Regions from separate parts of the Mus musculus genome. Here region 1 is linked to region 2. A link is a loop called in an ENCODE intact Hi-C map of the cell type or tissue named here. Cell type or tissue: heart. All regions are shown on one strand. Links, peaks and the distances in the headings refer to the core of each region. The heading gives the core; the rest is flanking DNA.

Evidence for each region. Peaks named below come from ENCODE experiments on the same cell type or tissue, not always from the same donor. Only the 100,000 strongest peaks of a DNase experiment are listed, where the experiment ranks them.
Region 1: a loop joins it to region 2, with 6 times the contacts of the local background. A loop is called at or near these places in 2 of 42 quality-filtered maps.

The regions. Positions count from the first base shown.
Region 1 is chr3:93,445,056-93,450,428 of GRCm38, forward strand. Tchh (trichohyalin) reads left to right here. Exons shown (of 2, transcript NM_001163098.1): 2 at 1-4,022. The coding sequence ends at 2,999. Among named protein-coding and RNA genes, the nearest start is that of Tchh, 5.4 kb to the left of the region's middle. In heart, for the core only: CTCF peaks have their summits at 1,186, 2,379 and 2,627; a DNase peak (open chromatin) is centred at 2,576; H3K4me3 peaks cover 2,683 bases; H3K27ac peaks cover 856 bases; H3K27me3 peaks cover 849 bases.
Region 2 is chr3:93,358,950-93,364,322 of GRCm38, forward strand. No RefSeq gene overlaps it. Among named protein-coding and RNA genes, the nearest start is that of Rptn, 32 kb to the right of the region's middle. In heart, for the core only: CTCF peaks have their summits at 1,330 (motif pointing left) and 3,141 (motif pointing right); no DNase peak of the experiment used is centred there; H3K27me3 peaks cover 75 bases.

The sequences.
Region 1 (5,373 bases), core at 320-5,319, 86 kb after region 2:
GCCTGCAGCAGGAAAGGCAGTATCAGGAGGAGGACCTGCAGCGGCTGCGGGATGAAGATCAGCGCAGGGATCTGAAATGGCAGTGGCAACCAAGGAAAGAAAATGAAGTTCGTAGTAACAGGCTCTTCACCAAACGCAGAGGGGATGAGGAACCCATCCAGCAGCTGGAAGATTCTCAGGAGCGAGAGAGACGTCAGGATCGGCGGCCTCTGCAAGACGAAGAGGAAGAGAAGAGAGAGCTGGAGCAGGAGAGGAGGCGTCGACAGCAGCGCGACCGTCAGATCCTAGAGGAAGAGCAGTTTCAGCGAGAGCACCAACGGGAAGCCAGAAGACGAGATGAGACGTTCCAGGAGGAAGAACAGCTCCAGGGAGAATCGAGAAGACGGCAACAGGAGAGAGAGGGCAAGTTCCTTGAGGAGGAAAGGCAGCTGCGGACAGAACGGGAAGAGCAGAGGCGGCGTCAAGAACAAGAGAGAGAATTCCAAGAGGAGGAGGAGCACCTCCAAGAACGCGAGAAAGAACTTCGGCAGGAATGCGACAGAAAATCTCGTGAACAAGAGCGCCGCCAGCAGCGTGAGGAAGAGCAGCTGAGGCGTCAGGAGCGGGACCAGAGATTCCGTCGGGAACAAGAACGCCACCTGGAACGTGAGGAAGAGCAGCTGCGGGACAGACCATCCCGCCGGGAACAAGAACGCCACCAGGAACGTGAGGAAGAGCAGCTGCGGGACAGACCATCCCGCCGGGAACAAGAACGCCACCAGGAACGTGAGGAAGAGCAGCTGCGGGACAGACCATCCCGCCGGGAACAAGAACGCCACCAGGAACGTGAGGAAGAGCAGCTGCGGGACAGACCATTCCGCCGGGAACAAGAACGCCGCCTGGAGCGTGAGGAAGAGCAGCTGCGGGACAGACCATCCCGCCGGGAACAAGAACGCCACCAGGAACGTGAGGAAGAGCAGCTGCGGGACAGACCATCCCGCCGGGAACAAGAACGCCGCCTGGAGCGTGAGGAAGAGCAGCTGCGGGACAGATCATTCCGCCGGGAGCAAGAGCTCAGACGGGACAGAAAATTCCATGAGGAAGAAGAGCGCCGCGAGGAACTGGAGGAAGAGCAGCGTGGCCAAGAGCGGGACCGTTTGAGGGTGGAGGAGCAGCTTCGCGGACAGCGAGAGGAAGAGCAGCGCCGCCGCCAGGAATGTGACAGAAAATTACACCGGGAACTAGAGGTCCGCCAGGAACTGGAGGAAGAGCGGCTGCGGGACAGAAAGCTCCGCAGGGAACAAGAGCTCAGGCGCGACAGAAAATTCCATGAGGAAGAAGAGCGCCGTCATGAGGAGTTCGAGGAAAAGCAGCTGCGCCTCCAGGAACCGGACAGAAGATTCCGCCGGGAACAAGAGCTCCGTCAGGAATGCGTCGAGGAAGAGCGGCTGCGGGACAGTAAGATCCGCCGGGAGCAAGAGCTCCGCCGGGAGCGCGAAGAAGAGCGGCTGAGGGACAGAAAGATCCGCCGGGACCAAGAACTCCGCCAGGGACTGGAGGAAGAGCAGCTGAGGCGCCAGGAACTTGACAGAAAATTCCGTGAGGAACAAGAGCTCGACCAAGAACTGGAGGAAGAGCGGCTGCGGGACAGAAAGATCCGCCGGGAGCAAGAGCTCCGCCGGGAGCAAGAGCTCCGCCGGGAGCAAGAGTTCCGCCGGGAGCAAGAGCTCCGCCGGGAGCAAGAGTTCCGCCGGGAGCAAGAGCTCCGCCAGGAGCGCGAGGAAGAGCGGCTGAGGGACAGAAAGATCCGCCGGGACCAAGAACTCCGCCAGGGACTGGAGGAAGAGCAGCTGAGGCGCCAGGAACGTGACAGAAAAGTCCGTGAGGAACAAGAGCTCGACCAAGAACTGGAGGAAGAGCGGCTGCGGGACAGAAAGATCCGCCGGGAGCAAGAGCTCCGCAGAGAGCAAGAGCTCCGCCGGGAGCAAGAGTTCCGCCGGGAGCAAGGGCTCCGCCGGGAGCGCGAGGAAGAGCGGCTGAGGGACAGAAAGATCCGCCGGGACCAAGAACTCCGCCAGGGACTGGAGGAAGAGCAGCTGAGGCGCCAGGAACGTGACAGAAAATTCCGTGAGGAACAAGAGCTCGGCCAAGAACTGGAGGAAGAGCGGCTGCGGGACAGAAAGATCCGCCGGGAGCAAGAGCTCCGCCGGGAACGCGAGCAAGAGCAGCGGCGCCGCCTGGAGCGTGAGGAAGAGCAGCAGCGTCTCCATGAGCGTGAGGAAGAGCAGCGGCGCCGCCAGGAGCGCGAGCAAGAGCAGCAGCGGTGCCTGGAGCGTGAGGAGGAACAATTTCGCTTTGAGGAGCAGCAGCGCCGCCGCCAGGAACGCGAGCAACAGTTGAGACAGGAGCGCGACAGAAGAGTCCTTGAGGAAGAAGAGCTTCGTCAGGAAAGGGAGGAGCTGCTGCACCGCCAGGTGGGTGGCAGGAAATTCCGGGAAGAGGAGCGACTCCGCCTGGAAAGAGAGGAACAGCAGCGTCGTCTCCAGGAGCGTGACAACAGAAGATTCCGCGAGGAAGTAGAGCTCAGGCAAGAAAGGGAAGGGCAGCAGCTTCGCCAAGAGCGTGACAGAAAATTCCGTGAGGTAGAAGAGCTTCGCCAGGAAGAACAGCGCCGCCGCCAGGAGCGTGACAGGAAATTCCGGGAAGAGAAACACCCACGCGAGGAACGCGAGGAACAGCAGTTGCGCAGGGAGAAGCGAGATGGTCAATACCTGGCTGAGGAGCAGTTTGCCAGGGATACGATTCGTCGCCAGGAACAAGAACTACGTCAAGAAGAGGAACAAAGACGTCGCCAAGAGCGGGAGAGAAAATTCCAAGAAGAGCAAATCCGTCGTAGGCAAGAGGAGCAGAGGCGCCGCCAAATCCTGGAGCCTGGTACACGCCAGTTTGCCAATGTCCCAGTGCGTTCCAGCCCTCTCTATGAGTACATCCAGGAGCAGAGGTCTCAATACCGCCCTTAAAAGATGCTGCAAACATCCTGGCACCAGCCAAAGCTTCAAGCAAAAGAAAATGAGAAACACTAGGGTATCCAGCGATAACTCAAGTGTTTCTGGTTGTGGGAAAACTCTCTGATCTTAGAATGTGTCTTTTCTTACAGAATCTTAAACTATACTAATTTCATTTCCTTTAATTCCTGTCTTTCATTCTTCCACAGGTAGTTCTTTTTTGCAAGATGTCTTTGTTCTTTAGTGAAGATATGATGTGCACTTTTAAAACTAAGCCATTTAATTTTTTGAACGAATTTTCTTTGAGGAGCACATTGGTTTATTGCCTTCTTAAATAACAAGAATAATGCAAGCAATCTGATATTCAAAGTAATTGAATCGCTACTTTTAGTGGTGGATCATTTTATCTAAAGCTTTCATTTTATGAGTTCAAGTTGACATTTTCTTTGGCTTAAATTTTGTCTTTACCTCCAAATGGTTTTCTTAGGTTTTGTTGCAAAATTATGACAGATTCCATCAGCAGGCTGAAACTTAGATCCCTCAGATAATGTAGGAGGAAGAGGATTTATGCAGAAAATAATATATGAAGTCAGTTCATAACTGAACAAATCTTGTTAAGAGAAATGCTTGACAGAAAATTATAATTTGGCATTATATTTTTTATATTTTGCATCATCTAAAATCTCATGAAGTGAAAGCAAGGTGGTCCTCAAACAACTCAAATTTAAAACTGTAGTTGTAGCACTCTGTTCCATTTCCCCAAGTCTTATTGAGTTTGAGAATTTTTCTACTTTTGTACATTTTGGTTTAGAGGGAACCTACTCAAGATTCTGTAAACATTTGTCTTGTTTGGGTCCAATAAAAGTTCACAGAGTGATGGCAAAAGGAAAAGGGAAATGTATGAACAGAGGACAAATTTCTAGAGGTCTCTTTATTATACTTAGATGCTCACAGTACTTTGAGGCTTTATACTACCTGGAAGACATTCTTGTTCAAATAATTGGACTGTTAAAAATCAATAAATGTTTGGCAAATATTTTTTCTTGTCTGTTTTAATTATGTGCCTATCATAACTCATATATAGTCTGGAAATTCATGTATTCCCAATATCTTATGGTAGTTTTACTATTAGCTATGTCCAAATAAGAAAGGAAGAAAGAAACTTTGATTTTTTTTTCTACAAATTTTCCCAATTAAGGTGACTCCTATATTATTTAAGAGTAAGACTTGGGCCGGGCGTGGTGGTGCACGCCTTTAATCCCAGCACTTGGGAGGCAGAGGCAGGCGGATTTCTGAGTTCGAGGCCAGCCTGGTCTACAAACTGAGTTCCAGGACAGCCAGGGCTATACAGAGAAACCCTGTCTCAAAAAGCCAAAAAAAAAAAAAAAAAAAAAAAAAAAAGAGTAAGACTTGGACAGCAAATTAGAAATTGGCATTATATTTCTATACTTAGTACCACTTAAAATTTCATAAAGCAAAAGCAAATGTTGCTCAAATAATTCAAATTAAAACTGCTATTCCATTTCCCCAAGTTTTGTTGAGTTTGAGAATATTACTACTTTTGTATATATTGCTTTAGAGGGAACTTTCTCAAGACCCTGTAAACATCTGTCTTATTTGGGGGCTGTACTGGCTAGTTTTGTGTCAAGTTGACACAGGCTGGAATTATCACAGAGAAAGGAGCTTCAGTTGGGGAAATATCTCTACAAGATCCAGCTGCAAGGCATTTTCTCAATTAGTGATCAACGGGGAAGGGCCCCTTGTGGGTGGAACCATCTCTGGGCTGGTAGTCTTGGGTTCTATAAGAGAGCAGGCTGAGCAAGCCAGGGGAAGCAAGCCAATAAAGAACATCCCTCCATGGCCTCTGCATCAGCTCCTACTTTCTGACCTGCTTGAGTTCCAGTCCTGACTTCCCTTGGTGATGAATAGCAGTATGAAAGTGTAAGCTGAGTAAACCCTTTCCTCCCCAACTGCTTCTTGGTGCAGGAATAGATGTTGTTTGTGCAGGAATAGAAACACTGACTAAGACAGGGGCCAAAAAGTTTTCAATGAGTGTTGGATGAGGTTAAGGAGACCCTTATATTATTTCCAGTACCACAGAGACTCTCTTTCTAAGTGTTTTGTTTTTAATGCTACTGCTTTCTGTATTCTTTCTTGCAGTGACTCACACTAGTCATGGCATACTGCACTCCCAATGTTGCTATTGCCTTTTTAAATGGAGTAGCTAGCCGGGTGTGGTGGCGCACACCTTTAATCCCAGCACTTGGGAGGAAGAGGCAGGCAGATTTCTGAGTTCTAGGCCAACCTGGTTTACAAAGTGAGATCCAGGACAGCCAGGGCTACACAGAGAAACCCTGTCTCGGGGGAAAAAAAAAAAAAAGGAGTAGCT
Region 2 (5,373 bases), core at 192-5,191:
AACCATTTAAATTCTCCCTAAGGTAAGTTTCTGACACATTGGTCTATCCCAATATTCTCTTAAGCCTTATGCAATAGTAAGGGGTCAATTATTCAATAATTAGGAGACAGCAAGGGCAAACATCCCTAGTATTCCAGGGTCACCTGCTGTCAACCCTCTTTAGTATCTGCTTAAGCAACTGAAGTGACGAGAGATGCCAGGGGTAAAAGTTACAGGGAATACTTACCTTTCCCAACAACCAGGTTTTCCAGTAAAAGAAGAAGTACCCTAATGCTGGAAATTAGGTATCTCCAAAGGTCCTGGGGAAAAGATAATTAAATCTCCTGTGAAGGACAATAATGACAGTTAAGTGCCTTGCACTGAGGTCTTATGTAGCAGATATTAACTTAAGCACTTTTATATATTCCTTCCTTCAATTCTCACATCCAGCCCATTGATGTATTGTCACCAGTTAATAGGTGAGCATTTCTTTGAAAACCTACAACTTAGACTAATAAATAAGAAAATTAAAGACCAAGTGTGCACGGATTGTTTGGGAGGTGCTGAAGCACATGTGCTGGTCCGTACTATGGGACCCTAGTCCTGACCTGCCACGTATGACCTTACACCAAATATAACCGAGGCTCGGGATTCCGCAGTTCACTCTTTCATTTGTTTTAGTTTGGTTGGGTCTCACCTTGTGGCCTCTGACTGACCAGGAACTTACTGTGTAGACCTCAGTAAATTGCTTGTCTCTTCCTCCAGAACACTGAGACTGCAACCAGCTTTCCTGACCTTCACCAGAGAATCTTGTACCTGCTAACCAGTTCTGGACGGCTGGAGCCGAAAGCAGTGGTAAACACAAGCACGGTTCCGGAAATGCAGCCCCTTACCCCGGAAGTGGCTTTTCTTTCTTTTCTTCTCTTTTCTTCTCTTTTCTTTTCTTTTCTTTTCTTTTCTTTTCTTTTCTTTTCTTTCTTTCTTTCTTTTTTAAATTGGATATTTTCTGTATTTACATTTCAAATGTTATCCCATTTCCCTCAGTTACAGCAAGTGACTTGGAAAGTTGAGGGCCCCAAGGCTGCTACCCTGGCCTTTTCCTCGTGCAGAGTAATGGACATGCGCCAACAGAACTCTGTCACCTCACAGCAGTCACCCCTCTGAGAAGGCCAGTGGGCACGGGAGCCTCTGCATTGCAGGGGAGTGTCCTGGTAAACCTACTGGCCCCTGACAGAAATGACCCTCTTGATTGGATAAGGCTGAGGAAGCTATCTGTCCTGTGCAGCTTACAGCTTCAAAACTTCCTCTGCTTCCATCCTAGCTCCCTGTGCAGGAGACGGTGGCGCCTCCTGGTGGCCAGCCGGAGCCGTGGGCACCTTGGCTACCCAGACAACTTAAACGGAGTAGGAGGTGCTGCATATCTGTTCAAGTGTTATTCTTGTGCATTTTGCTTTAAAAAAAAAAAAATGCACCCACTATCATAAACCTTGAATACCAAGCTCTTTCTAAGTAGGTAACAATAGATCTAAGAAAATATTAAGTATATAATGCCCACGATACAACAAAAATTATGATAGCAGACGGGCCTGGTGTTTCATGCCTGAGGTACCAGGACGTGGAAGATGAAGGATAAAATGTAAATTTAAAAAAAGTAAGGTGGTACTCAAAATCATAAAAAAATAAAAAAAAAAAAGTAAGCTTCACAAGGTCAAAAGGAATAAATTAGAGTGCTCTTTGACTTTATGTGTGGCCTTGACAGACTTTTTTTTAAATGAAATTGTTAAATAAAATTAACCTTTAAATCATTTAAGCAGCATAATGCAGATTCCCCCCACCCTCCAATAATGAGACTCATCCCATCAACTGAAGGCCTGAGCAGAACAGCTGGCCTCCTTGAGCAAACAGAAATGCTCCTGCAGCCACCGTACGACATGTGTCTCTACTGCTTCTGAGTCTATCTCCACACTGCTGTAAACTTTGGGCTTGCCCAAATCACAAAAGTCAATTTCTTTATAATATTTTTATAGATATACATTCCAATGGTTCTTTTAGAGGGGGGAATCATAATGTAGAGTGACTTCAAAAATCCTCGCCTCTTTCCCTTTTTTACACTTTCAGTGTCCGATATATTTTATGCATATTTTGTATATTGATGGAAGTATGAAAGTAAGTAGAACTCCACAGCTAATGTTCCGAATGCCCATTCTAGCTGTATAGAGGTTTACTGAGTCATACAGACTTTGGGTCTGGATAATTTTGGGGTGTTGTGTTTTCATTTATTTGCAATATTTTTGTAATGTGCTTTATAAAGTGAGAAACAATTCCTTCTTTTGATATTGAGTAGAGCTACGAGGATTGGAGGGCCTGAGTCTGAAGATTTTGTTGCAAGCTCTCAAAGGCCTAAGCCAATAATCCAGCTATCCTGATCTGAATTCAGAGCTTCAGCTATATTCCACTACAATGTTCTTGTCCAAGAAGAGTGAGGAGTTGTTTTGCACAATTACCCTTGCTTCAGCATTTCCTCCTTCCCCTCACACCAGATCCCTTGGGTGGCACATTCTAAAGTACAACAACTCCTCACTCTTCTTGGACAAGAACAATGTAGAGGTACATAGCTGAAGTTCTGAACTCAAATCAAAGAGTTTTAAGAAAGGGCAATACCATGTGGTAAACACTATACAATTAAACTTTTCAGTGCAAAGTGGTTCCCCAGCCCCCCAGGACCCTCGATGATAATGATGATGATGATGATGATGGTGGTGGTGGTGTTGATGATGATGTGTGTCAATCAGTCAACAGCTGTTTTAAAAGTTAACAGTAGGACTTGTAGCAGTTAACTAGGTTCATCAAAGCCAAGTGCCTCTGGTTTTCATCTACAAAAAGATAGCTTGAAAAGGATTAATATCATAACATGCAGTGTGTCAGGCACAGCTTTATTCCTACATCCCTAGGGATTTTGCCTCCAGAATATAAAATCAATATTATTTTACTGTCAAGATCATGGGAATAGTATAATTAAACCAAACATGGAGTTTAGGCTAGTGACGGGAATTCATCTGATACCAATTGACTATTCCAAAACCAAGAAGCTCTCAAGAATGAGTCGTAGGTGACCAAGTACACAGCTTCCTGTACTATGACATAGACTGTAATTCTCCAAAATTGCCAGTAGATGGCAATATTCACTAACCTTCTGGCTCCTGCGCTGGTGTTAGAGATTAACTCTGAAAGACCAGGGCTTCTCCTGAAATATGCGTTACCGATAGTATTTACATAAAAGAGAACGAAGGACAGCTGCACTCAACCCAGAAAGGAAGCTGACACACAATTTCTTTCAGGAATAAAATCTCTTACAATGACTAGGCAAGGTGGTACAATATGCTTGAGAAGGAACAATGGTTGGAGAGACAGCTAAAATGGGATTTCAAGTAAAACACGGGGGAGACCTTCACTCAGATGAGGATAAGGGGGGGCTGGAGAGATTCCTCAGGAGATAAGAGCCCAGTGACTCACAACCATCCATTCGTAGTAACTTCAGCCCAGGAAGGACACAGAGCATTCGTGAGGTTCATGTACATACATGCAGGTAAAACACACTTGCACATAAATCAATCTAAGTTAATTTAGGGGGACGGGGGAGTAAAACTAAGGTAAGTGTTCAAGCCAAAAAAAGACAGATGAGAGTTTGGTTTCATTTACATATCAAAGCAGCCCTGACCTCCAGGCTCTCCCAGCATCCCTCAGTCCTTACCTGGCAAACCCTGCCCCCAACCCTTAACTTTCCAGCCCAGGGAATGGGCTGCCCACCCCACCGACTCTTTCCTATATGATCCAAACATTTTGGTCTCCTCTCTCTCCTGCTCTCTTCTACTTCTCTTCTCTCTATATACACGCAGCTTTTCTCTCTTTCTCTTCCCCCTTCCTGACGGTCCAATGGGGACTTCCCTGGCCTGGGTCTTTGGGGCCAGTGAACTTGCCCGAGAGCAGCTTCTCAATAAACCTGCACTTTATATAATCTAATCTGTCTTGAACTGGCTCATTTCTCCAGTGGAGAATTGACAAATCACCATGAGAGGGGTGGGGTGCGGGGTGTGGGGGTTGGGGTTTGGGGGTCGGTGTCCCAGTGAGTCTTCTGAATAATCTCCCTGAGAATTCTCTAGGCCAATCCCCAGAACAAACAAGAAATCTAACTTTTTTAAGTTTTGGAGGGCTGGCAGGAAGTGATCTAGTCAGCGCAGCATGGTTGACAAAGAGCAGCTTTCATACATTTAGAGTTTTCAAGTCACATAGCACAGTCGCTTCTTAAGTCTGTTGTCAAGAGAGCTGCAGGAGGCGTGGCCTGATTAAGGCTTTGGGACTCCTAACGGGTCAGGCCTGTGTCCATAATTTTGTTTGTAAATGATTCTTTGTTATAAATATAATGCTATCATTTATGTAAGATTAAAGTAAATTTGCAACTAAAGTGGTAGATGTGCTTGCTTATTTTATGTAAGGAGTTAATCTTGTTGAATGACCATTAATTCAGGTCAGAGCATCTTCAGTAGGTTGATATTTTGATTTTATAAACTAGCACTGAGAACTGCACTCCACAGACATGTAAAACAAATGACTGAAGCATATTTAAAACCATTTCCAATTCATCCTAACATGGGGTTTCCCTTTTCCCCTTTATAAACTGTCATTTCCCTAAGGGTCATATTTATCTCCTCTCTATGCAGAGGCAATCCTTTGTTGCTCCCATCCCTCCCTTGTTCCTTTTCCTTCAGCCTTGTCCTCTGTCTTCTGTCTTTTTCTCTTATTCCTGGTCCTTTGTCCTTCTGGGGCAAATAAATCTCCTTTGTGGGGGCTGGAGAGATGGCTCAGTGGTTAAGAGTGCTGACTGCTCTTCCTGAGTTCAATTCCCAGCAACCACATGGTGACTCACAACTACCTGTTAAAGGGATCTGATGCCCTCTTCTGGTGTGTCCAGAGAACTTTGTCTTGGGGTGTCTAGTGCCAACACAGGTCACTTCAGATGTAAAAGAAAGAGAAAAAGTATGGAGAAGGAAGAGGAAATGGAGAGGCACAAACCATGGAGCACCTACCACACTGGCCTTGTGTGCTTTCTTGATGAGCTGCAGAGGAGGACAAGCTGCACAGCAGGCAGCCAGCTTTGGGGTGGGCACCTCCACACCAAGTAGCTCGACTTAGTGGTGAGTTCAAGTCTCCACCCACAGCCTGACCTCACTGGGCATTTAGGGGAATGACTCTCCCCACACACACTTTGACCCCAGATGGCACTTAGTGAGGAATTACAGTCTCCCCATACCTATTGACATCACAAAGCAGTAGGTCCCCAAGTCTCAAAGCAGTCCCTAACCAGAAGAGATAGTAGTTCCAACACTTCTCCTGACC